3 separate regions of the Mus musculus genome follow, and all the other regions are linked to region 1. Evidence: chromatin loops called from intact Hi-C (ENCODE). Cell type or tissue: left cerebral cortex. All regions are shown on one strand.

Evidence for each region. Hi-C counts contacts between places; a loop is a spot of excess contacts. Peaks named below come from ENCODE experiments on the same cell type or tissue, not always from the same donor. Only the 100,000 strongest peaks of a DNase experiment are listed, where the experiment ranks them.
Region 2: it touches region 1 in a loop (6-fold over the local background); 5 of 42 quality-filtered maps call a loop at or near these places.
Region 3: a loop joins it to region 1, with 2.0 times the contacts of the local background. A loop is called at or near these places in 2 of 42 quality-filtered maps.

What each region holds. Positions count from the first base shown.
Region 1 is chr2:156,308,488-156,316,487 of GRCm38, reverse strand. Phf20 (PHD finger protein 20) reads right to left here. Exons shown (of 18, transcript NM_172674.2): 18 at 6,535-8,000. It overlaps Scand1 (SCAN domain-containing 1), which reads left to right and starts at 3,784. Exons shown (of 2, transcript NM_020255.3): 1 at 3,784-3,986; 2 at 4,086-4,642. The coding sequence starts at 4,140. The coding sequence ends at 4,568. Cnbd2 (cyclic nucleotide binding domain containing 2) reads right to left here and starts at 4,015. Exons shown (of 13, transcript NM_027585.2): 1 at 3,689-4,015. The coding sequence starts at 3,955. In left cerebral cortex, CTCF peaks have their summits at 3,073 (motif pointing right), 3,687 and 4,938 (motif pointing right); DNase peaks (open chromatin) are centred at 3,885, 4,362, 4,487, 4,910 and 1 more place; H3K4me3 peaks cover 2,331 bases; H3K27ac peaks cover 1,415 bases.
Region 2 is chr2:156,511,672-156,519,671 of GRCm38, reverse strand. Epb41l1 (erythrocyte membrane protein band 4.1 like 1) reads right to left here. Exons shown (of 25, transcript NM_001368800.1): 14 at 7,852-7,887; 15 at 5,462-5,644. Among named protein-coding and RNA genes, the nearest start is that of Gm33977, 17 kb to the right of the region's middle. In left cerebral cortex, a CTCF peak has its summit at 3,695; DNase peaks (open chromatin) are centred at 1,172, 3,703 and 4,325; H3K27ac peaks cover 462 bases.
Region 3 is chr2:156,456,587-156,464,586 of GRCm38, reverse strand. The region is part of intron 2 of Epb41l1 (erythrocyte membrane protein band 4.1 like 1); the gene reads right to left. Among named protein-coding and RNA genes, the nearest start is that of Gm33977, 38 kb to the left of the region's middle. In left cerebral cortex, a CTCF peak has its summit at 3,911; DNase peaks (open chromatin) are centred at 1,962 and 3,901; H3K27ac peaks cover 699 bases.

The sequences.
Region 1 (8,000 bases):
TATTTGTGAAAGGAAGCTGAACAACTGACTAACAGAAATGCAGATGCCGAGGGGCCAGCAAGAAAAAGCTTCAAGTCCGGATTGGCCCATGAAGTTTCCCAAGCTTACAGGCCAGCAACTACAAAACCCACTGAGGGGTCCTTGTGGTGCCTCTCAAGGTCATCTTTCATACCTCCACGGGAGACATCCTCAAGGATGGGCAAGGTGATCGTCAGAAATCTGTCCTAACAATGGTTACCTGGCTGTTACACAATCCCTGCGCAGAACCCAAAGGAACAGCAGGGATGACCAAAGTCCTATCATCTTGGGCCTGAGCTGGTTGGTTTTGTGTCAATCTGACACTAGAGTCTTCAGAAAGGAAGGAGCCTCAGGTGAGGAAATGCCTCCATGAGATCCAACTGTAAGGCATTTTCTCAACTAGTGATCAATGGAGGAGGGCCCAGCCCATGGTGGGTGGTGCTATCCTTGTTCTGGTAGTCCTGGATTCTATAAGAAAGCAGGGTGAGCAAGCTTAAGGGAAGCAAGGTAGTAAGCAGCACCCCTCCGTGGCCTCTGCATCAGCTCCTGCCTCCAGGTTCCTGCCCTGTTTGAATTCCTGTCCTAACTTTGGTGATGGACAGTAATGTGGAAGTGTAAGCTGAATAAACCCTTTCTTCTCCGAGTTGCTTATTGGTGTTGATTTTTTTGTCACAGCTACAGAAACCCTGACTAAGCCCCTGTCCCTTTCTGGAAAACGGAGATACAAAACTTTTTTGGGAGTCAAACAGAATATACCACCTGCCAAGGGGGCATCAGAGATTATACTTTTGCTGGCACCATCTGAATTTTCATAGAAACTTCCATGAGGTTAGTTCTGAAAGTCTCAAACCCAGGACAGATGGTTGAGTTGCCTATTTAACATGTCAAAGAGAACCTGGCCACCAGGTCCACCCAGCATCCCTCAGCCCTGCCTATTACAGTCCTCCTGGCTTGTATACCCTGACCCCTACCCCGAACTCTACAGCCCAGTCGGGGAAGGCTGCCCTTCCCCCAGAGGCTCTTCCCTGTATCATACAGCCATTTTGGTTACCTGCTGGCTTCGGACCTTTGGGCTTTCTGGCTGTGGTACCTGGTTCTGCCTTCCCCCTCCTCTCTCTCCTCATGGCTCAGGATGATGTCCCCTCTGGCCTCCCTCAGGGTCTCTGACTGTGGCCATGCTTTCCCTGTTATCTATACTAGACCTTCCCCTCCACTGTGCCTAGGAACCACAGTCATGTTCTTTTCTTTTTATTCCTCTTTTCCACTCAAGTTCTTGCATTCAGATTTTTTATTTTATAGATTAAAACAGCAACACCTGTAGCTCAAGAGGCTGAAGGCAATGGACCTGACCTAATGAAAACGTGTGTGTGTGTGTGTGTGTGTGTGTGTGTGTGTGTGTGTGTGTGTGTGTGTGTGATCCATGCGAGTGTACAGGTATGAAGATGCCAGAAGAGGGCGCTCTACTCTATTACTCTCCTCATTGCCTTGAGATAGGGTCTCAAGTTGAATTTAGAAGTACGTATTGGATAGGCTAACCACGCAGTTCTTTTGATCTCTACCTGGGCCCAACGTTAAGGTGTAGGCCAGCTCAGCCATGCCTGGCTTTTTCATGGGCACAGGGAGATTCAAGCCCTCATGCTTACACAGCAAGCACCTGTAGAATTTTAATCCAGCAACATGGCTGCTCCAGCGAGGGATCACATCCAAAGGCCTTCTAGGTCTATGTGATCCGGCTGGAATGACATTCCTTTAATCCCTTAGTACATACCTTAATCTCTTAACAATGATGGTAAGGAAGGTTAGTTTATAGAAGGAAGCAGGTTGGTCTGAAAGTGACATCTAAAATTAAGGGGCAGACAAAGTGTTGAATCAGAGAAAGATTTGACAGGATGAGTCAGAGATTGGACATGCCCAACTCACAGGAGAGCAGCACTGGAAAAGAGACTACTTAAGAGCAGAGAGGGAAAAAAAGGTGTGGTGGTGTGTTGGGTTTTTGGCAGTTTAACAGGACAGTTTGACAGACATAGGTGAAGACAGAATGAGCCAGAAGATTAGAACAGAGTGCCAAGAGCCGGGTGTGGTGGCTCACGCCTTTAATCCCAGCACTTGGGAGGCAGAGGCAGGTGGATTTCTGAGTTCAAGGCCAGCCTGGTCTACAGAGTGTGTTCCAGGACAACCAGGGCTATACAGAGAAACCCTGTCTCAAGAAAAGAAGAAGAAGGAGGAGGAGGAGGAGGAGGAGGAGGAGGGGAGAGGGGGAGGAGGGGGAGGAGGAAGAGGAGGAGGAGGAAGAGGAGGGGGAGGGGGAGGAGGAGGAGGAGGAGGGGGAGGAGGAGAGTGCCAAAGTTAGTATGAGGCCAAGCAGAGCAATTCAGTCAGAAGCCAAGAGAAGCTGAATGAACCCGGTCATTCTGGAAGACTTAGTTGTCCGGAGGAGGATAGAAGCCTAGAACTTCGTGGGCTGCCCAGAGCTGTGGACTCACAATGCTTGGGTACCACGCTCATCTCATCCCATCATCCCAAGCATCCTTACCAACCGCTCCATCTCCCTAGCTCTGAAAGCTCTGTCTTTTCCAGAGCTTGATTTACTCCACCTGACAACTGTGAGGCAGGCACTATTTATTGCTGGGGGTGTTAAAGCAAAGAAAAGATGTTTCCTGACACCTGATTCCGACACTCTAGACAGCAGCTAGTCAACAAAGATATACTATAAACTGTATGTGTAATTTAAAAATTTCAAAGTAGTTGTATTTTAAAAGTAAAAAGACACAGGTAAAATTTAATAATATAGTTTATTTGACCCCCATATATACAAAATTACATAACATACTCAAATATGTAATAAATACAAAATATTTTTCTTTTCCTACAGACACATGCGTAATTCTACATTTTAATACATCTCAATTTCGGGGTATTTACCTTTCAAAGATTCAGTAAATACAAGAAGCTAATGGCCACCATCTGGGACATCGTTAATTACAGTTTACTTATTAAACTTTTTTCAAAGATGTATTTACTTATTTTATGTATTCACCGCTGTTCTTTTCAGACACACCAGAAGAGGGCATCAGAGCCCATTGTAGATGTAAGCCACCATGTGGTTGCTGGGAATTGAACTCAGGACCTCTGGAAGAGGAGTCAGTGCTCTTAACTACTGAGCCATCTCTCCAGCCCCCCACTTATTAATCTTAAAGTTAAAGTAGTACCCACTGAATCTCTTTCTCTTGGTTTTCGAGGACAAGCAAAAACAATGACAAAGAAGCCCTGAGCACTTGTTTGGGGGCAGGAAAGTCTGAAGACTCTTGCCCAAATACTTTGTCCTTCTCAAAATAAAGTGAAATCAATTGCACCTATGCAGGCGACAGTATATGTGTGTGTGTGTGTGTGTGTGTGTGTGTGTGTGTGTGTGTGTGTGTGTGTGTTTAATGAGATTCTCAGCTCAATTTATAGCTCAGGAGGTGTCCTTTAGCTCTAGGATTACGGGCTTGAGAGATCTTTTTAAAAGTAATTGGAGCCCCTGTCCCGCTGTCCCACCCAGGGCATCCGCCCAAGCTCCGACAATCCCCTAGCCAACCATCACCCTCCTTTACCCAGGACTGTCAGCGCTACCCCCAGATCCTGCCTGGTCAAGTAGGGACCAGCATCTACCCTAGGAGGCGCAGGTCACCTGCACGCCAGGGCGGTCCTTCGGTTGGGGTGTCTCCGCCTTTATCTCCTTAATCGAGGCCGGACTCTCCTTGTCTTCCTCTGATCTGGAATCCGATCCCGACTCAGATTTCGACTCTGTCGTGTCCGACTTGTCCGCCGGCTCCAATGGGGACCTTGCAGTGCCGCCATCCTTAGTGTCAGTAGAGCTGATGTCTACGGACTTCCCCAGATCAAACTTCACGTGACTGGTAGAGGAGGCGGCTTCCGGATTCGCGGATCGGTTCATTTCCGGCCACCGAGGAGCTTCGCGGGTCGAGGTAAGCTGGGCTTGCCCGCAGCCTGTCCTGAGTCCGCGTCCCGCTGGGGTGCCCGGGCCCTGCCCTTCAGCGGCCCTCTGTTACCTCCTTCCGGTGCAGACGCAGGCGAGGCGCCGGACTGCGAAACAAAGGGGGACGCCAACAGCCGTAGTCATGGCGGCGCCGCAGCCCAGCCAGGACCCCCAAAGCCCCGCGGCGCCTCCCGAGCAGCAGGAAGGAGCCGGCGACTGTGCGGCCCCGTCGCCCGATTCCGGGAGCTCCCCGGCCCCGGAGCTCCCCGGCGCGCCCGCAGCTTTGAACACGGCGCCCTACGCTGACGCCGCCCTGCGGCCCGGAGCCTCTCGGCCCGGCCCCGAGACCTTTCGCCAGCGCTTCCGGCAGTTTCGCTACCAGGACGCGGCCGGGCCCCGGGAAGCCTTCCGGCAGCTGCGGGAGCTGTCCCGCCAGTGGCTGCGGCCGGACATCCGCACCAAGGAGCAGATCGTGGAGATGCTGGTGCAGGAGCAGCTGCAGGCCATTCTACCGGAGGCGGCCCGGGCTCGGCGGCTGCGGCGCCGCGCGGACGTGCGCATCACCGGCTGAGCGGCGGAGCCTGGGGCTCCCTGGACTGACACCCTACCCCTGAGTTAATAAAAGTTGAATTTTGACAGCTCCCATGTCTGCTGTGTCTTGCGTTCGTTCTTTATTTATTGGGTTTATTTTACGAACTTGTTGCCCACCTTTCCAGCTGATAGCTAGAGGATTCTGGGAACCTGTAAGATTAAGGCTTTTGATTAGCTATTCCTGGACCACTGCATTTGCGCGAAGCTGTGCCCTTAGGCAGGAAATCTACCTAGATCTAGACCACATTCAGTTTTTCTAAACCTGCATGAGTTTTGTTTTGCAAAAGGCCATGTTAATGAGGTTTCAGTTTTCTAGCCTTCTATTCTCCCCTCTGCCTCACACTATCTAGTATCCGAGCTTCAGCAGATGGCAGTACACAGCGGTTTCGAAGCTGAGCAGTAAAATAACTGGCCCTATTAAATGCTTTATTTAGTTGGTTGTTGTGACTCATACTTTAAACCTCAGCACTCAGGAAGCAGAGGCAGGAGGGTCTCTGAGGCCAGCCTGGTTTTTACATAGTGTGTTCCAGCCAGGGCTATGTAGACCCTCTCAAAAACAAACTCAAGCAACAGAACTGATATTGCCAAGGAAAGCGAACTCTCGTTTCACTTTATGCTTAAAGATCAGTAACTGGAATCAGTACAACTGGACAACAGTGTTTTCCCAGTAATCTTGTTGGAAATAGCCTCTTCTTCCAACGGTTACCTGGTAAGTTTTTTTTTTGAAAACAGCTTTTCTCAGTTTTTCTTTTGAGAAGTTGATGTGTACTTTACATAATTTCCACTTAACTTCTCCATCTCATATGACCTCTACTTTCACATTTGTTAGACACACACACAGAGTATCCAGTGTCCTGTGACAGGGACTGAGAAGGCTCGGCATGTTTCCTTGCCTTAACCTATATGGGTCAGGGCCTCCTGTCTTTCTATATACACGTGTTGGTCATTTGAGAAATGTTTTGCATAAAACTATTTAGCGTTCATGACCTTAAAAACAAACCAATGGCCATGACGGAAATGTGTATCATGAAAAGACGCCTCGGACTTCGGACTCCTTGACACCGATGCCCATTCCTCTCCTTTATCAGCCTCTCATGAACTTCCTCTGTGAGAGAACTCCCTGGAGTGAGGCACACTTGTGAGCAAGACTTCCCTCTCTGCCCCATTTTTTAAACCAATGAGTAAACTCCTCAATCTCCAATGTTCCACCTGCTCAATGGTTTCCCCCGGGATGAGCCTGGAATGCATGAGTAATACGAACTTACTGTGAGGCTCCTGTTTGAATTTTGCAATGAAATGAAGACAACCAGTTTTGAGGATTCTGCCCAGGCATGGGTGTTAGTTGAGGGGTAGTTCAGGTCTATAGGAAGCCTGGGTTTGTTGAACGCAGTAGGTAAGTCTCAGTCTAGGGAAACAGCCTGTCCTGCCTTGCACTGTGTCCAGCAACCAAAAATGCAGTAAACCTGCAGCTTCCACTGCAATGTGTGAGCCACACTTGAACTCAGGACCTTCAGAAGAGCAGTCAGTGCTCTTAACCGCTGAGCCATCTCTCCAGCCCCCGGCACTTTATTTTTTAAGACAGGGTTTCTCTATGTAGCCCTGGCTGTCTCCGAACTCGCTCTGTAGACCAGGCTGGCCTCAAGCTCACCATAATGCATAAAACATTTAATCCTTGCTGGGTTATGGTGGTATACTCGGAGACCAAGACAGGATCATTTTAAGTTTGAAGCCCAACTTTGGGTTGCATAAGCTCAAGGCCAGCCTGGACTACATTGCAAGACTTTGTTTAAAGAACAACCAGGTGTGGTGGTACAGGACTTTAAAACCAGCACTTGGAACAGAGACGGGATTTCTGGGAGTTCTAGGCCAGTCAGGGCTATATAGTGAGACTAAACTAAACCAACAAAGCCCACAACCTTTTATACTTCAGTAATGTGACTGACACATAGCAACAAGAACCTGTTTTTATTTTTCCAGATACAGAAGTTTGCATGTTTTGCAAATATTGCTTGAAAGCAACACTCATATGTACAGTGCCTTCTGTCTAATAGCGTGTAAACACAGATACGTATCCACAGTGCAATGTTGGCTCAGCCAGGATCCACCTTGCATACATACTAAAGAATGACTGATCAAACCAGAACTGTTTTGTCAAGGTGACTTTCTATAGGTGGATAGGTTTTTTTAACAGACAGAACATAGGTAGTGCACATCTTTCTAAATGATAACATTGTTTGCAACAGATTCCAGTGCTCCAACTTAGGGGTGAATTCACTTTGACCCAGGAACTGGGAGTGGAGCCCCTCAACATGGCTTTAAGTTAGGGAAGAACTGAGGTTATCAGAATATGGGGTTTCTGCTTTGTTTCCCTAAAAACAAGTAATAATGAAACCAGATTATGTCCTTTACAAAACCTAAATGATAAACCCAGTAAGGACCACACGGCAAGATTAGCATCATTCAGTTTCTGCTTCCTTCTTTGAACCACACAAAACTGACTGCCTTCAAGGTTACAGCTTCCCCAGATGTGATACTTAAGAGTAGTTACATAAAAAGAAAAACCTCAATTTAAAATCCTTTATTACATTTGTGTGTATGTGTGTCACAGAACAACTTGAAGGTGTCAATTCTCTCTATTCGGTCCTGGGTCTTGAACTCAGGTCAGCAGGCTTGGTGGCAAGCACCTCTCCCAACTAAGCCACTTTGATGGCCCCAAATTAGTATCTAACAATCATCATACCTCACACAGTTGTAGCTTTAAGTATCTTGTTTCTTTCCCTTTCAGACAATCATCATACAAGTCTCAAAATGTAGCTCTATGATAAATTATCCAGAACCGTGATGGCATGTGTACTCTTGGAGCACTTCTTCCCACAAGAAGACATCAATGTGAGCAGTGGGAAGCAGCCTCTTGTAAGGGACTGTGTTGGCTTAATTACACATCACACATTCCCTAAGCTATGCCAGGTCACCTCATGCTTGCTCCACAGCACATTTTGTATCAGATGGTGAACAGATCTTTAGATAAGGGCATTCATTCCCTGAAGCTTCTCTGTACACAAGCCTGAATTTATGGCCATGATGGCCTGTTAGGCCTGAAACTTAACCATTCCTAAGGCAGCGAGAGGTGCTGCTGTTGGTAGCTACCGACATTGGCTCCTTAATGTTTACATAGTAAATATTTGCAGCCTAGAACATTACAGATTACAAAACTGATAATGAATCTGTGGATGTTGATGAATAAATCAAACAAAGTTTACCGTTAGTGATACAAAAACTGGTGAAAATGAAGTCCTCACAGCACGGAACCTTTTACATTTCACCTAATAAGATAAAACCAAGCAAACAACATAGCAATGACACATGGAACCAGAACCTGCGAAACAAGAAACAACACAAACATCTCTGTGAA
Region 2 (8,000 bases), 200 kb before region 1:
TGAAGGCATTTGCAGAAGATCACACAGGAGTGCTGAGGGAGGAAACAAGAGCTCCGATGCTAAAAAAGCAACAGTTAAGGACTGATGGGGGTGGGACATGATTTACTAAAAGAAAGGACAACTTGGCTGGCACCAGTGCACTGGTCAAGCTACATCTGGTCCAAGTCACAAGATGGTACAACATTAGGATCTCCACAGATAGGCCAACCTCCATGTATTCTCTCCAGAGTCCCTGGTTCTCCAGGGCCTTGCTTAGAGTGCCCCGTGCCATCTGATGGAGCTGTCTCCGCTCCAGCCACAGGAGTGAAGAGGGATCAAGTCTACCTCATGATGAACAAGAAGAAACCCCACAGGGCAGCTCCACTGACTCCTAGCTGTCCCGGCCCCACCTGGAATTCTCAATTACATCTGGGGTCAGAAGAAGTCCAGGAAGGGGGCTCTCTAGAACCTGCATCCTAGGAGAAGCTGTTAGAAGACGGGCAGAGAAGAGGTGTTCAATTCCTCGAGGGACCGCCTCAGGGAGGCTGCAGAGTCCATGGCCAATAGGTAGCAAGAAGAAGCCCTGATCAAGACAGACTTCACAGAAAACTTCATGCTCAGCACTTGGGAGCCCAAAGCAGGAGGACCACGCATTTGAGTCCAGCCAGGGCAACATGGGAAGGCCCTGTGGAAGGAGGGATAAGACAGAAGGAGGGGGTGGGGGAGGGGGTAGGAAGGCAGGGAGGTCCTGATGACTGTAGATGAGACAGTAAGGCTGATGTGGCAGGTCACTGGAGAAAGGTGCACACTTGGCTCAGACCCCACAAGGCACTGTCCTTGTTTCTTTTTTTTTTCTTATTTTATTTTTATTAGATATTTTCTTTATATACATTTCAAATGCTATCCCGAAAGTCCCCTATACCCTACTGTCCTTGTTTCTAAGAGCATCTCCCGACACCAGAGCATCTCCCGACACCATGTCCCTAACGCTGGGATGCTGCTGCCTCACTGTCTCACTGCTCTCAGGAGACGACACTGAGTGGTTTGTTTTTATTTTTACATGAAGAAGACTTCAGGGAGAGTTGCAGGCTGTATTCTCCCTTGTCTGGAGCTTGCTCATCTCCTTCCTACATTCACAGCAAACTCACGTCTGCTACAGAAGTTTTCTCTGTGGGAGGAATAGCGTCTATATCCTCAGAAGCCACACCGACAGATGGGGCACAGAGGCTACATGAAGGATGTTTTCCTATCAGTAGACTCCCACGGCCAACAGATTATGGGATGTAGGGATCCAGACCCAGCATCCACACAGGGCCACAGAAAACCCCAAGAGCCTTTGACCTGGTGCTCATCTGGACCCAGAAGCAATGCCCTCCTCACTTAGAAGGCTTGCCTCTCTACAAACTCAAGGATGCTTTTGGAAGGAAGACATGTACTTTTGCCAATGTCCGATGAGTTTAGATGGCTGGAAGGAGAGAAAAGAAGGAGACTGTGCCCTAACCCATAGACTATAATCAGGCTTCTAAACACAGACAAGAGCTCAGGGCAAGTCACGGTCAAGGGTCAAGACACCTAATCCCAAGCTTAATGTTAGTTAGAGCCTGCATCCGGAAAGGATCATGCCTTTGCCCCCTTGGAACTAGAGGGAACCAGTTTTTCTGTCTTCTGGGAGTAGCAGCAATCCTGTCCTTACTGGTACATAATGGATGAGGGAGGGGCTGGCCCTTCGTGGATCCCTGGGGTGGGGACACTTGCCATTTATAAGACAGGGACAATGTGGACCACCTTTGCTATCCTCTCCACAGCAGAGTCTGGCCTGTTCCCCACAACCCCAGGGAAAGGGTTTTCTTAAGATCCTGGAGGGTAGACAGGGATGGGCTGGAGGCCCAGGGGCAAGGGGTGTGGGAGAGTGAAGACAGTAACCTCAGGAGACGCTGCGAGGCTTTTCTGAGTGAACACTTCCAAGCCTGCTGCTGTTCCAGGGACCAAGTCCTGCTGAGAAGTGTCGTGGATCCTCTGGGCCTGCAGGGGAGGCCCAGGCCAGAGGAAAAGGAGAGAGAGAGAGAGAGAGAGAGAGAGAGAGAGAGAGAGAGAGAGAGAGAGAGAGAGAGAGAGCGAGCAGGAGAGACACACATAGTCTGTAAATAGTCCAGCTTTGTAAGCCCCATATTAACATGTTAGTTCATAGGGTCAGTCAGGAAGGAGCCATTCTGAGGGAAAAGACAGATAACAACAGCAAGGCAATCCTGTGCCTTCTGGCCAGAACCCCATTCTCACTAACACTTGAGGGAGTTTAGAATACCATCATTAGACTCTGACTTCAAGCCTGCCGGAGGTGTCATGGCTCAGGCTATGATTCGAACTTATAGTGGGGGTCACAGTCATATTTTTTAAAAGTTGTCTTTGAGAAGCTGAGGAGATGCCATAATTAGTAAAATCCTCAGACAGGCAGGAGGATTTGGGTTCAGATCCCCAGAACCTATGAAAAAAAGCCAGGTGTGGTCCCAGCTCTGGGGAGGAGGTGCCAGGCAGATGCCCGGAGCTCACTGGCCAGCCAGCCTAGTTGAATCAGTGAGCTCCGAGTTCCATGAGAGGCTTATCTCAAAAAATAAAGTAGAGGAGCTGGTGAGATGGCTCAATGGGTGACAGTGCTGTTGCCAAGCCTGAAAGCCAAAGTTCAATCCCCAGGGCCCCAGGGACGAAGGAGAGACTCTGCAAAGTTGTCCTCTGACCGCCATACATACCCCACACAGACACATGCATGCACACATACACACACACACATACATACATACATACACATACACACACAAACATACATACATACCCCACACAGACACATGCACTGCATGCATACACACACACACATACACACATACACACACTGTAGATAAACACATACATATACATACACACACAAACATACATACATACACACACTGTAGATAAACACATACATATACATACACACACAAACATACATACATACACACACTGTAGATAAACACACACATAAATAAAGATGATTTTAAAAATGGTAGAGAGTGACTAAGGAAGATGCCCCCCCCACAGAGGTGTGCCTAGTAATGCACACACACACACCACTACCCCCCTACACACACAGAGGTGTGCACAGTGCTACACACATCCACACCACCACCACCACCCCTTAATTGGCTTTCAAACTACCTGGGTTTGACCAATGGGAACAGTTCAAGTTCCTGCTGCTTTTCCCCTTGGCTTGGGTGGGACCCAGCAAGCTTAGAGATGTCTCTGGGAGTTCTGGTGGCATGTCCTTGCAGGGTCCTCTAGAGAGCCATATTGGGCCAGGGATCCAGTCACCTTCAGCAGTGTCCCATAACTGTCAACACTTCTTAGGGGACACTGAACTCCCACCTTCATTGTTCAGTTAGCCTTGCCAATGACCTCCCAATGGGATGACACTCTGGTCCCCTTTAAGATCACCTATGCAACGAGACTCACAGAGGTAACATCACCTACCGGAGGACAGAGTGAAGTTCTTGTCTATGACTCCTCCCTATTTTGCAAATCCTCAAGAACCCATAAATGCCAAGGCCCTAAAAGCCAGCTCTAAATGGTCCATAACTCCAAGGTGGGCTCCTGTACTCCTCATGAGTACCGACTACAGTTTTCAGGGCTAAGGAGGTGGTGGCTGGAACCGGTCCCTCTGTCAGCAGTTCCAGTTGTCACCAGCAGGTGGGGCACACCCCTTAACTCTGGTCCTAGCTCACCAACATTCATTCTGCCCATTCTTTCTCTGCGGGCATCTCACCCTTTGGGTAGCTTCTCCATCACACTTCAGTTGCATCCAGGCCAAGACCTAGCCCGTCTCAGGAATGTTAGAAGTCACCCTGTCCAAGTCTTTCCCGAGGGAATGAGCGGTCTAGAGGAGAGTGCTGTGCACCAGTCTGAGTCTTGGTTGTGCTGGGACCTCAGAAGCCCTCAGAAAAGGGGCTGGTCTAATCTACAGCCTGGGGACCATGTGCATCCTGGGTAACTACAAATGTCAATCAAGACATGCATATTTGACAACACGGTGTCATAATGTTTAAGTCTGTCACCTCTGCTAGTAGGTGCAGAAACTTGCCTCCTTTCTAGAGTATCAGGCTTCAAGGCCCCCAAAGCAACCCTGACTGTGTGATATTGATATTGGCAGCTATGGAATCCCAGCTGGGTTAGTTTTATGCCTCACAAGAAAGCTCTCTGTTATCTGGTGAGCTCAGACCATGGCGGGTACCAGTTCAATCAAACGCTCTATGAACTAAATCATGACTGCATCACCAATTTTCAAAGCACTGGAGAGAAAGCAGGTACACAGCTGGCTCTTCGCCCGCTCTGCACACGATCTGGCCTTGCCTCAAGCCAGCTGTGAATTAAAGACAAGCAAGCACAATGACTCATGGAACACAGCAAACGCATCTTTCGTGCCGAGTTGGTCTTTGTCTCTCTGGATCTCAGTAAAAGGCAGTCTTTAAACAGAGGGTTCCCAGCGTCCTTCCAGCTTTGATTTGGAGTTCTGCAAGGCACAGTCCTGGGACTCCATAAGGAAGACCAAGTTTTCCATATCAGGCAACACAGTGGCCATGCGGTCCCTCTCCGGGCATTATTTCATCTGACCTTTGTAAACATCCTTATTCACCTAACAGGGCCTTGGAGAGATTAAGTAACAAGCTCAGAGCCCTCAGCCCTCAGGTAATGGAACCAGGAGCTTAAGTCTAGAACACGATCAATCTGGTGAGCGGTGAGCGGCAGCTTGAGCGAGAAGACGAATACATTGAAATGGGTAAATCCTGCCAGGATTCCACAAGTGCCGATACAATAACTTGGGGTATAGATATGGGATTTCCCCAAAGCCTGTCTTCATCTTTCTCAATTAAGAAAATAGCCCCCTGATTTCCACCCTGGAGGCAGGACACACAGGGTCCTGAGACAGTCTCAGGAGCGTTGGGTTTGTGCAGTGGACTTACCACCTTGGTGAGACTTGAGGATCCTCCCAAGAGGGACCGTGTTCTCCCTGCACTCTCACATAAGCCCCCAAGGGTCTGGCTCCTGGGTAGAGCTTCCAGGATTCTTAAAGTTGAATTTGCAAGAGACTTGCCTGGGGCACTTGTTTAAAAGGCTGGTTCCCTGGAACTCTGATTCAGTGGGTCCCACAGGGGGTCTCGGAGTTTCTAGCAAGCACCCTTTCCCCAGTTTCCTTTGCTTGACTGAAGGGGAACACAAACAAGCTACCATGCATTTTTTGGAGTTTTTCATGTTTTAAGATGGTCCATGGGACTCAGGGGTTAGTGGGTTTGACTTTCTCAGCCTAACCTGCCTCCCCATCCCTCATGTCTGTAAGCAACTAGGAGACACATTATTTGTGTGGAGGATAAATGTAAATATGTACTTAGCCCCTGCCCCACCCAACTCTGTGTCTCTTTACTCACAGTCCCATCAAGGGCCACAGCATGGTACCTACCTCACTGGCTTTTTCCGGGGTGCCCTTGGGGGAGGGGGAGGCAGGCGACGAGGGCAGCCTGCGCTCCCGATCCCAGTCTCGATCCCGGTGGATCAGTTTGCTGTTGGGCTCCTTCAGGGTCCTCTTGAGTTCATTGATGCTGGCCTGGTGCTTCAACAAGACATCCTCTGGCTTGTCCAGGAACTAGGCATGAGAGAAGAGGGAGAGGTATAAGATGACCTACTGTGGGCAGAAGACACAGGAAGACTGGGATCACCACCCTCCACTACCCCTCCCTACACTGTCCCCCTCATAACAGTCCCAGGAGTCAAGGAAGCAAAGACAATGAACTCCACGGGGTGTCCTGACCAGGGGCATGGGGTGACTGGATGGTGTCGTGCCCTCTCTTCCCCTGCCTCCCTTACCCAAGAACATTCAACTCCACGGAGCCCTCAAGTCTCGGTGAGCACCCATTGTGTTCTGAGCACAGACAGAGTCAGGCACAGACTTTCCTGTTTATGATCCAGGCACAGCAGGCTGTGTGTTCCAAGGTGAGACGTCCCTGCTCTGTTCACTGAGCCGCACTGGCTCGCTGGCTTCCCGGAACCCTCTTGAATCGTGGCTCCTACCTCTGGTCAAGACTAGGATCACTTAATAGTGTGCTCAGTCTGGGCTCCCTTGAGCCCCCATCCAACCGCTCAGGCTCCATGGAGGCATGGGAGAAAAAAGTGCCTAAGCTGGATCACTTAGAAAACTGGGCCCCGTTCCCTTACTCAGGACCAGAGAAAGATCGTGCAGCACTGCCTGCCGTGAGCTGCTGCCTTCTCTATCCCAGAACCTTTCGGATGCCTTCTGAGTACTGACTCTCTAAGAGTAGGAGAAGTCAGACACCGTCAGAGAGACCAGGAAGCTAGGGTGGAAGTGAAGCTTTTGTGGGGGCGAGAAACCTGAGACTAGGAAGAAGAGAGGTGAGTTTCAAGGCCTAGCACACGAAGAAGTCAGGTAGAGCTGGAGTGCCCGGTGTGTACGAGTTCATGCCAGTGTTACAGATGGAGCAGTGTGCTTGGGCCCTGGGAGGATGAGCCACAGACAGCTGCCCATGCTGGCCATCTGCTTGGGACATCATCTGGGACAGAGAGAAGTGGGCGGGGAGCCTAGGGGCTATCTGTAAGGCTATTTGAGAGGAGCCACCTGGGAGATAATCTTGCTCTTGGGTAAGGCTGGAATCTTCCCTTGGACTCAGCTCTGGCATCTAAGAATCTCTATAGTTGCTTTCAAACCTTCTCAGGAAGAAAGCCAATCCAACCGAGGCTTCTGCCACCCCCCCCCCAGGCACCTGCTTGGACCTCGGCCCTCTCTCCCTCCCTCCCTCCCTCCCTCCCTCCCTCCCACCCTCCCTCCCTCCCTCTCTCTCGGGCTAAGCTGGCCACAGACAGTGTCCGTCGGAGAGGTCAAACTCAGTGGACTTTGCCCAGGGCTTGAGTACGGGCCTCAATGGTGAGTGGCAATGAATAGCAGATGATCCCAATGGGCCTGCTGGCCTTGGGGGTGGGTTGTGCTCCCAATAGTACAACTGTTGGGTCCTGGGATTCCTAGAGCTTAAAGGCTGAGAGTCAAGGCCTGGCACAAGAATAAGGCAGGTACTGCTGGAGTCACAGGTAATATGCCTGCCCTATTGTGTAGCTGACGATCAGGGCCCACCAAGTCTTTCTAAGACCCAAAGTTGGTAGTTGAGCCGGGCTGAAGCCCGGATGGCAGGGTATCATGACAGGCTCTGACTATGGCCTGCTCTCAGCTAGGATAAATTGTCTCTCTTGTACTGAAGGGTCCAGAGAGATCTGGGTGCTGCAAAAGGGAACAAGAGGTGGGGGTGGAAGGCGAAGTTGATAGAAGCAGAGAACAGGAAGGTGAGAAGAGAGAAGGAGAGGAGGTTTCCAGGGAGGCACCAGCAGCCCACTCAGGAGGGCGGTAGGGCTGGAGTCTGAGCGAGCAGGTGCTCCTCCTTCCGCACCCGAGCCCCACCCTCACATCTGGTTGTCAGGGGATACAAAGAACACAGAGAAGATGGGGGTGTGGGGCAGAGGTGATGCTAAGGAAGGGTGGGAGTAGAGGGAGGAGCTAAATGGACTCAGAGAACTGGTGGAGGATGCAAGTGGGGTGGGAGGCAAGCATAGATCACCAGGCCAAGCGACGAGGGACATTGGGTGGCAGGTACTGCACAGGGATGGGACTAGAACCTGCCCTGGGACTTGAAGACATGAGCATAACAGGGAGGGCAGTGATCAGAAAGGAAGATAACGGAAGAGGGTGTGGAAGGAGGGCAGACATGAGGCTGAAGGTAGGGGGCCTGAGCCAGGGAGATGGAATGGGAATCTGATGGCTATGGGGGGAGGGGTAGGTCCATGCAGTACCTCCTGCTTGTGTCGTGGCGTGGTTTCCTGCTCCGGCTGGTGGGATAGCGGGAGGGAAAGGAACCAGCAGGGTCAGTAGGACAAACAGATTAGAGACACCACCTCCAGCCTGATCCAGCAGAGTAGCCCTGTGCACTCACACCCAGTCC
Region 3 (8,000 bases), 150 kb before region 1:
ATCACACCAGGACCAGCATCGCAGCAGGGAAAAGGGGACCAGGTGTGAAGAGGAGCAGCCAGACTGGGGCAACAGACCAGCACAATCGCCCTGACCAGTGTGAGCCAAGGCAGTCCTCCTCCACAGGTAAACCCCTGTGACACAGTCCCTCCAATCCTGCCAGGCCAGTTGGGGGATCCCTTAGGGGTGGCTGTTGTTGCCTCATTCCTTGCTACCTACCATGCTACCATGGTCTGGATATCAAGGACTCAGCATTAGGAAACTGTACCAATTAACATTGTCAAGGAACTGGAGTGCAGAAGCAGGTAAACTCCCAGGATTCGCTGGCCAGCCAGTACCAGGAGCCAGCTGGAGAGCTCCAGATTCAGTGAAGAGACCCCCATCTCAAAAGTTAAAGTGGGGAGTAACAGAGGGAGACAGACCATGCCAACCTCTGGCCTCTACATGTACACACACATGTGCAAACAAATATCAACCCATACACACGCACACACAACACTCAAGTATCACATATACATACAAAGTAATGATGAAGAGCTAATATGTTGCTAAGTGGTCATGGCTAACATACAGTTAAACATGGTGTCAACGTTCCCACCCAAGAACTGGGATCACAAACCTGAACCATCACATTCAACTAGAAAATCATTTCGGGCCGGAGAGATGGCTCATTGGTTAAGTGTGGGTGCTGTTCTTCCAGAGGACCTGAGTTCAGCCCCCAGCCCCCACATCAGGCAGCTCAACAACTGGAAACTCCAGCTCTAGGGGATCCAGTGGTCCCTCCTGGCATCTGTGGGTACACACGCACACACACTAAATCATATGTGCATGTATATGTGTGTGTACATATATATATATATATATTATATATATATATATTGTCTATGTGTATATATATATATTGTCTATGTGCAAACATTATGCGTGTGTGGAGACCAGGTCTCTCAATGGCCTGAGAATTCCTAATAGACTAGACTGGTTGGCCAGCAAGCCCCAAGGATCTCTGGGCCTTCAGTGCTGGAATTACAGGCACATGTCACCACACCTAGCTTTAGAAACAACAACAACAACAACAACAAACATGGCTCTGGGACCAAACTCTGCTCCTCCTGCCTTCTGTTTGCTTGGTTGGTTTCTTGGTTTGGTTTGATTTTTAAGACAAGGTTTTTCTGTGTAGCCCTGGCCATCCTGGAACTGGCTCTGTAGCCCAAGCAGACCTTGAACGGAAAGAAACGTACTTCTGCCTCTGCCTTCCAAGTGCTGGGATCAAGGGCTTGCGTGTAGCATCACCACCTGGCACTTGTGTTTTAAATACATAACTTTGTAATGTTTCCAGAGCTTGTTGTTTGGTTTTTTTTTTCATCCCAATGGGATCATTTCATTTTGCTTGTTTGGGGTTTTTTTATTCTGTGACATACATGTGGACAAATACTATTTATATTAGTAGGACTGCACCATCATCTCTAGCCACTCACACTAAGCTTCTGGCTAGAGCTATTCAAAGTCCTTCCTGGAATCTCAACAGAGCCCCTGATGCAGCCCCTCTCTGCTTTTGAACTTTGCTGCCCTTCTCAGCCACTCCCTGGAGTGTTACTAGCTGAGAGCCCAGCTAGCAGGTCCCCATCATCTTCTAACACAGGAACATGCTGGAAGTCCGCTCCAGGCTCCACACCCATGAATCCAGCCTGGTTAGAGGGACTCCAGTTCCTTCGCTGTACAGCAAAGGAAAAAAAATCAATGATAAGAAATGCTGGCATGATGCCAAAGCCACGTCTGCACTTGCTCTTGCTCCCTGTAGGTCACATCTGAAACCACGTCGTGCAGTGGATAGGGCCCATCCTGCAGATGAAGAAGCTGACAGGGGCCCAGCAAGCACAGCAGCCACATAACTTTCCAGAGCCACACAATGAATCGGGACACCAATGCTGGTCTGATTTTGACATGCAGCAAGCAGGAAGAACTGAACAGCTTGTCCTGGTCTACAGAAAGAGTCGGGTTCTCCAGAGTCTCTGCTCCGACCTCTCCTCCCTTCCTGGCAAGGATCCCAATAGCTGCACCACCATCTCCTTCCAGAACCCCACAAAAGTCCATCTGGGGTCACATGCCCTGCATCCCTACATCAACCCACCATCATCCCCTCCCTCTTCTGGCAATGGGTCCTGCTGCCTCCTCGGGTCTCCTAGCAACAAGACATCCCGCAGTGTCGCTGCTCACCACCTCTGGGCTCTTCCAGCTGGGCCTGTCCCTCTCATGGGGGTCACTGTACCCTCAGGGGGCAGATGGAAGCAAAGCAAAGAGGCGGAGCCAGCCTGCGTGGCCCCCATGCTGGGCCTGCTCCCAGCATCCACATTGGGGGCATGGGCTCTGGCTGTGGCGACCTTTTCTTGAGCCTACAACTAAATGCTGACTGTGACATAAAATGGAGCCAAATCCTAGGGTTTCAATTCTAGTGGACTCCAACTTATTTTTGTACTTTTAAAACACATGGATTCTTCCTACTAGAATTTTAATATTCAAAGCAGCAATAAAAAGCATTAGTGGCAATAGACCTGGGGCTATAGACCAATGGTGGAGTACTTGTCTAGAGGCGCAAGATCTCAGGTTTGATCCCTAGAAACACACACACACCAACACCAAACAAGCATCAACAACAAGAGTTCCAGGACAGCCAGGGCTATACAGAGAAACCCTGTCTCAGAAAAACCAAAAGAAAAAAGAAAGAAAAGAAAACTCTTAAAAATGCATTAGCTAGGGCTGGAATGTAGCCCGATTGGCAGAGAGCTTGCCTACCATGCTTGAAGGCCTGGGTTCAAGGCTAGCATACACCAAGCATAGTGTGCATACTCATAATCCCAGCCTTTAGAAGGCGAAGGCAAGAGGATCAGAAGTTCAAGGGCATCCTTGCTATAAGCAAGTTCCAAGGCAGCCTGCGGTACAGGAAGCCCAGTCTCCAGATAAAACAAACCCCAGACAGCTACAGCCACACCTACGAAGTAAGCACTTCTATTTCTATACCCATTTTATAGACAATAAAACTGATCACTAACTTGCCTGAAGATGTTCAGCTCTGTGAATCTGAACAACTGTGTCTGACACCAGAGTACATGTTCTTGCCATTGGCTCTCTTGGAAAATCAACCGGCCCTCGCCTCTTAATGCAATGGTGGGAGAAGAAATGTGTACTCAGTCTCTGTGTGGGTTTACTGAGCATCTACGGAGTGAGCTATGAGTGCAGGAAAGCCCAGCTTCCATGCCATTGGCTAGAAGTGCTGCGTATGGTGGCTTCTCATAAATCATTATGCTGTTCTCTCTACTTTTCTATACATTTGGAATTCTCCACAATAAAAAGAAAAAAAAAGATGCCAGCCAGCCTGCAAATTTTAAGGCTGTCTCATATGAGCGGAAATCCACAAAAATCACCCAAACTTTGGGATATTCTGCTCTGACAGTTTTGAAAGTCAGAGAAGGGCAAGTGTTGTGGAATATTTCTACAGATTTTTCAAGAGAAAAATCTTATGTTGTTGCCAAGAATCTGAGAGCTAGGAGAACCCCAATCAGGTGGGCTGAACCCTCCCCCGACTCTTCATAGGAGTACAGTGTCCCAGGCCCCAAGGGGCTGGTTCTTTGACGATCTACAAGCTGGTGGCCACATGATGTGGTAGGAGATCCCGGCAGCCACTGTGAATCTGGAGGTCTATGATTAGAAAGCAAATTACAGGCCTTGCTCTGTCGGTTTCCAGCACACAAAACCGTCCTGGCAGTCAAAGGGCTTTCACGAAAGTTGTTCAGGGTTTCCAGTGAACGTGAACACAGGAAAGGCAGGAAAATGGTGGGGATGTGAGCGGGGAAAGAGAAACAGCACCACCGAGGCAGAAAATTGCCCAGACAGGTGGAGCTGAGGCCGCAGGGAGGCAGCAGTTCGCGACAATTAAAAGCAGGCTTGGGCAGCAGCCAGCTCTCAACTCTGCCTCAAGGCTTCCGAGCTGTTCGGCTTTGAGCAAATAAGCAATCTCTCTGAGCTTTCATTTGTCAGCCATAAACTGGGGATGATTTTATCTGCTGTACCCGGTTGATAAAGAGCGAGAACGGGACAGCATATATCAAATATCTGACCTAGTTCCCACCACATTATTGATAAGACACAAGAAACTCCGGCTTTTAAATAAGTACCAATGGGGCAGGGGAGATGGCTCAGTTGGTCAAGCACTTGCCTTAAAAGTATGAGGGACTGAATTCGGATCCCTAAAACCCACATAAAAAGCTGGGGACACATGCTCTAATCCCAGCAACAGTGAGATGGAGGATGACAGACAGATCCTTGTAAGCATGCTGGTCAGCTAGGCTAGCCAATTCAGTAAAGTCCCAGGGCAACGAGAGATCCTGTCTCAAAAAAAAAAAAGAAAGAAAATGCCAGAGGCTATCCCCTTGCCCTACACAGACACACACACACATACACACTAACATGCACGTGCCCACACCAAATATGCACTTCTGAGTATAAATCCAAAAGAGATTTTAAAAAAACCTCATCAACAAGACAGTTCTATAGCCAGTGCTGCTGCAGTTATTCACAATAGCCAAGAGGTAAGGAAAAGGGTGTCTATTGATAACAAAATGTGGCCCACACAATGAAGTATTATTCTACCTCAGAAGGAACATGAATGACCCTTAAGAACATTATGCTAAGTGAAACAAGCCATTCATAACAAGACAAGTGCTGTGTGATTCCACATACGGGAGGCTGTTAGTCAAATTCATACAGGCAGAAAAGAGAGTGGTAGTTGCCACAGGCTGCAAGAGACGGGGAATCGGGGGTTATTGTTTAATGAATGGAGATTCAGTTTTTCCAAGATAAAGAAGTTCTGGAGAGCCAACAAGGAGGCTCAGCAAGTCAGTCTCATACCTGATGGCCTGAAATTGGTCCCTAGATCCCAATGTTGAAGAGGAGAACCAACCTTCAAAAGCTGTCCTCTGATTTCCAGCATGCCCTGGCACACACACACACACACACACACACACACACACACACACACACACACACATACACACCTGCACTATGACACACAGAAACACACACACACACTCGATAATGATAATAATAATAACACCAACAATCATGGATGGATGGATGGATGGATGGATAGATGGATGGATGGATGGTAGTGGCTGGAACACAATGAGATCATCCTTAACATTATTAAACTGTTCGCTTAAAAAACGTAAGGGTTACCCTGGGCTGTTGTGACACACATCTTTAATCCCAGCACTTGGGAGGCAGAGGCAGGCAGATCTCTGAGTATGAGGCTAGTCTGTCTACAGAGTGAGTTCCAGGACAGCCAGGGCTACACAAAGAATCCCTGTCTTGAGAAAACAAAACAAACAAACAAACATACAACCAGCCCACAGATGTACACACACACACACACACACACACACACACACACACACACACACACGGTAAATTTTAGGATATGTGTATTTTGCCTCAATTTAAAGAAAAAACGTAGTGTTACATAGAGAAATATGAACAAGAAGAAAAGACTAAAAACCAAAGATAGAATGAGTGTGACACCATAGTAATGCTGAGATACATCCAGGCATAGTGGCACATGCCTTAAATACCAACAGGCAGATGGAGCTCTGTGAGTTCAAGGTTATCCTTGTCTATACAGCAAGTTTCTGACCAGACAGGGCTACACAGTGAGACCCTGTCTTAAAAATCAAAAGACAAAAAGAGAGACACACATCACATAGTCTGAAAATTAAGCCACTTCACCTCCTTAGCTACAGGGGCTTCCAGTTTATCATGTCATCCCTATGGCTTATGGGATCAAGTTTAAGTTTACATGGTCAAGAGTTTAATTACCCAGCAAGCCTAATAATTCTGTATAGTAGCTATAAAGAATGGGTAAATGCCGGACAGTGGTTACGTATTTAATCCCAACATTCAGGAGGAAGAGACAACCAGATATCCAAGTTCAAGGCCAGCCTGGTTGACAGAGTGAATTCCAGGATAGTCGGAGCTACACAGAGAAACCCTGTCTCAAAGAGAGAGAGACAGACAGACAGACACAGACAGACACAGAGACAAAGAGGGAGATAGAGACAAAGAGAGACAGAGACAGACAGAAAGACAGAGAAAGAAAGGGAGAGGGAACTTTGGGAACAGAGGCCTGGGTTCAAATCTCAGCCCTGCTGATTCCTATCTGAATGGCTCTTCAATTATTTCTATACTAGAATAAAACAATGGAGGCAGGGCTAAGAGCTTGGTTTACAGGATTTATGGTCCAGAGTATTTACTGATGAGAAAAATGAAGGTGCCTGCTACACAGTACTACTGCCTTAAATACTATGGTGGGATATACTGGACTCCTGTCTTATATACTATGGTGGGATATACTGGACTCCTGTCTTATATACTATGGTGGGATATACTGGACTATTGTCTTAAATTCTGTGGTGGGATATACTAGACTACTGTCTTAAATACTACAGTGGGATATACTGGACTACTGTCTTCAATGCTATGATGGGATATACTAAACTACTGCCCTATATATTATGGTGGGATATACTAGACTAGGGTTTAGTTGATGGACTGGTGTGATGTTGGGGCTTGAACTCAGAGCCTCACACAAGTTACATGAAGTATATTTTCAATGGGCAGCAAGAAGGAACCCTGGACTCAAAACTCTTGCTTTCTTAGTTCCCCTCCTGAAATTTGGACCATTAAAGCCAGCAAGAACCCCATTTTACAGACAACAGGATCAAGACCCATCAGGAAATAACTTATCTAAGGCCCTGAAGGAGGTAAATGAGGATAAACAGGAATCTTGACTCCCGCTGACTGGATCCTGCAGTACACACTCTCACTCTCAGGGAAGTTGCCTTTGTCTACAGACTTGGGAGGAAAGGAAGGTAGGTTTTCAGGCCCCCAACACCGACATGCAGCTGGCCCTAGCCCAAGTGGAAATAGAGCAATCCTGTCCTCTGATAGAGCCATGCCAGCAGCAGGGCGGGGCTCTATTGCTACAGGACCAGGCCAACTGGGCCAGCAGCCAGAGTGGCGCCAAAGGCACAGCTCAGAGCCCTCTCACCAGCTACATAATAAAGTAATTATGGGATTAGGGATAAAATTAGTCACTTGTGTAATTATTTTCCTTAGAACAAGAGCAGAAAGGGCCTTTTTAAAAGAGTCACTCCTTGGCCATCCCAAGAGCACTGACTCGTAGTCACAGATGAGTGTGCACAGACACAAACACAGACACACACAGAGCAATGATGTGCTAGTGGGAGAGGCCACAGGTCTCCCTGTGCCTCACCAAAGGCCCTAACCCTAAAAGACAGGGGTGATAGATACTGAACACCTTTGTCACAATGTCACAGGAATATCACCTCCTGTCAGGCACCTTAGCATGGGAAAACACTCTCTTCACGTGAGAACAGTATCTGTATATGTGGGTGCGGGTCTGTATAGTATATTTGTGGGGTGTATGTACACATATGTGCTCACATGTGTGGAAGCCAGAGGTAGGCACTGAGTGTTTGCCTTGCGTGACCTTCACCTTATTTTTTGAGGCAGGATCTGTCTCTGAATCCTAACCTTATCAACTCAGCGAGGATGGCCGGCCACCTGTCCTTGCCTCCTTGGTGATGGGACTAAGGAAGAACCAGGTCACTTCAGCTGTTAGGTGCGAGTTGGGGATCTGAAGTCAGGCCTTTGTTGTTGTATAACAAGCGCTTCACTGACCGAGTCATCTCCCCAGTGCCTGATGGAACCATCTCACGGCCCTCCCCAATCACGAGTGCTCCCTCCATCTTGGAAATTGATGCTACAAAACTCCAGGCAAGATCTTGGGGGCCAGAGGACTTCCTCTATGGTATTAGCAGCTATGGGAGGTAGACTAGAGGCATCCATGCCCTCACAGCCAGCATCTGTGGGCATTACCTCACACCCAGAAGACTTTCCACATATGATTCAGTGAGGGAGTCTGAGATGGA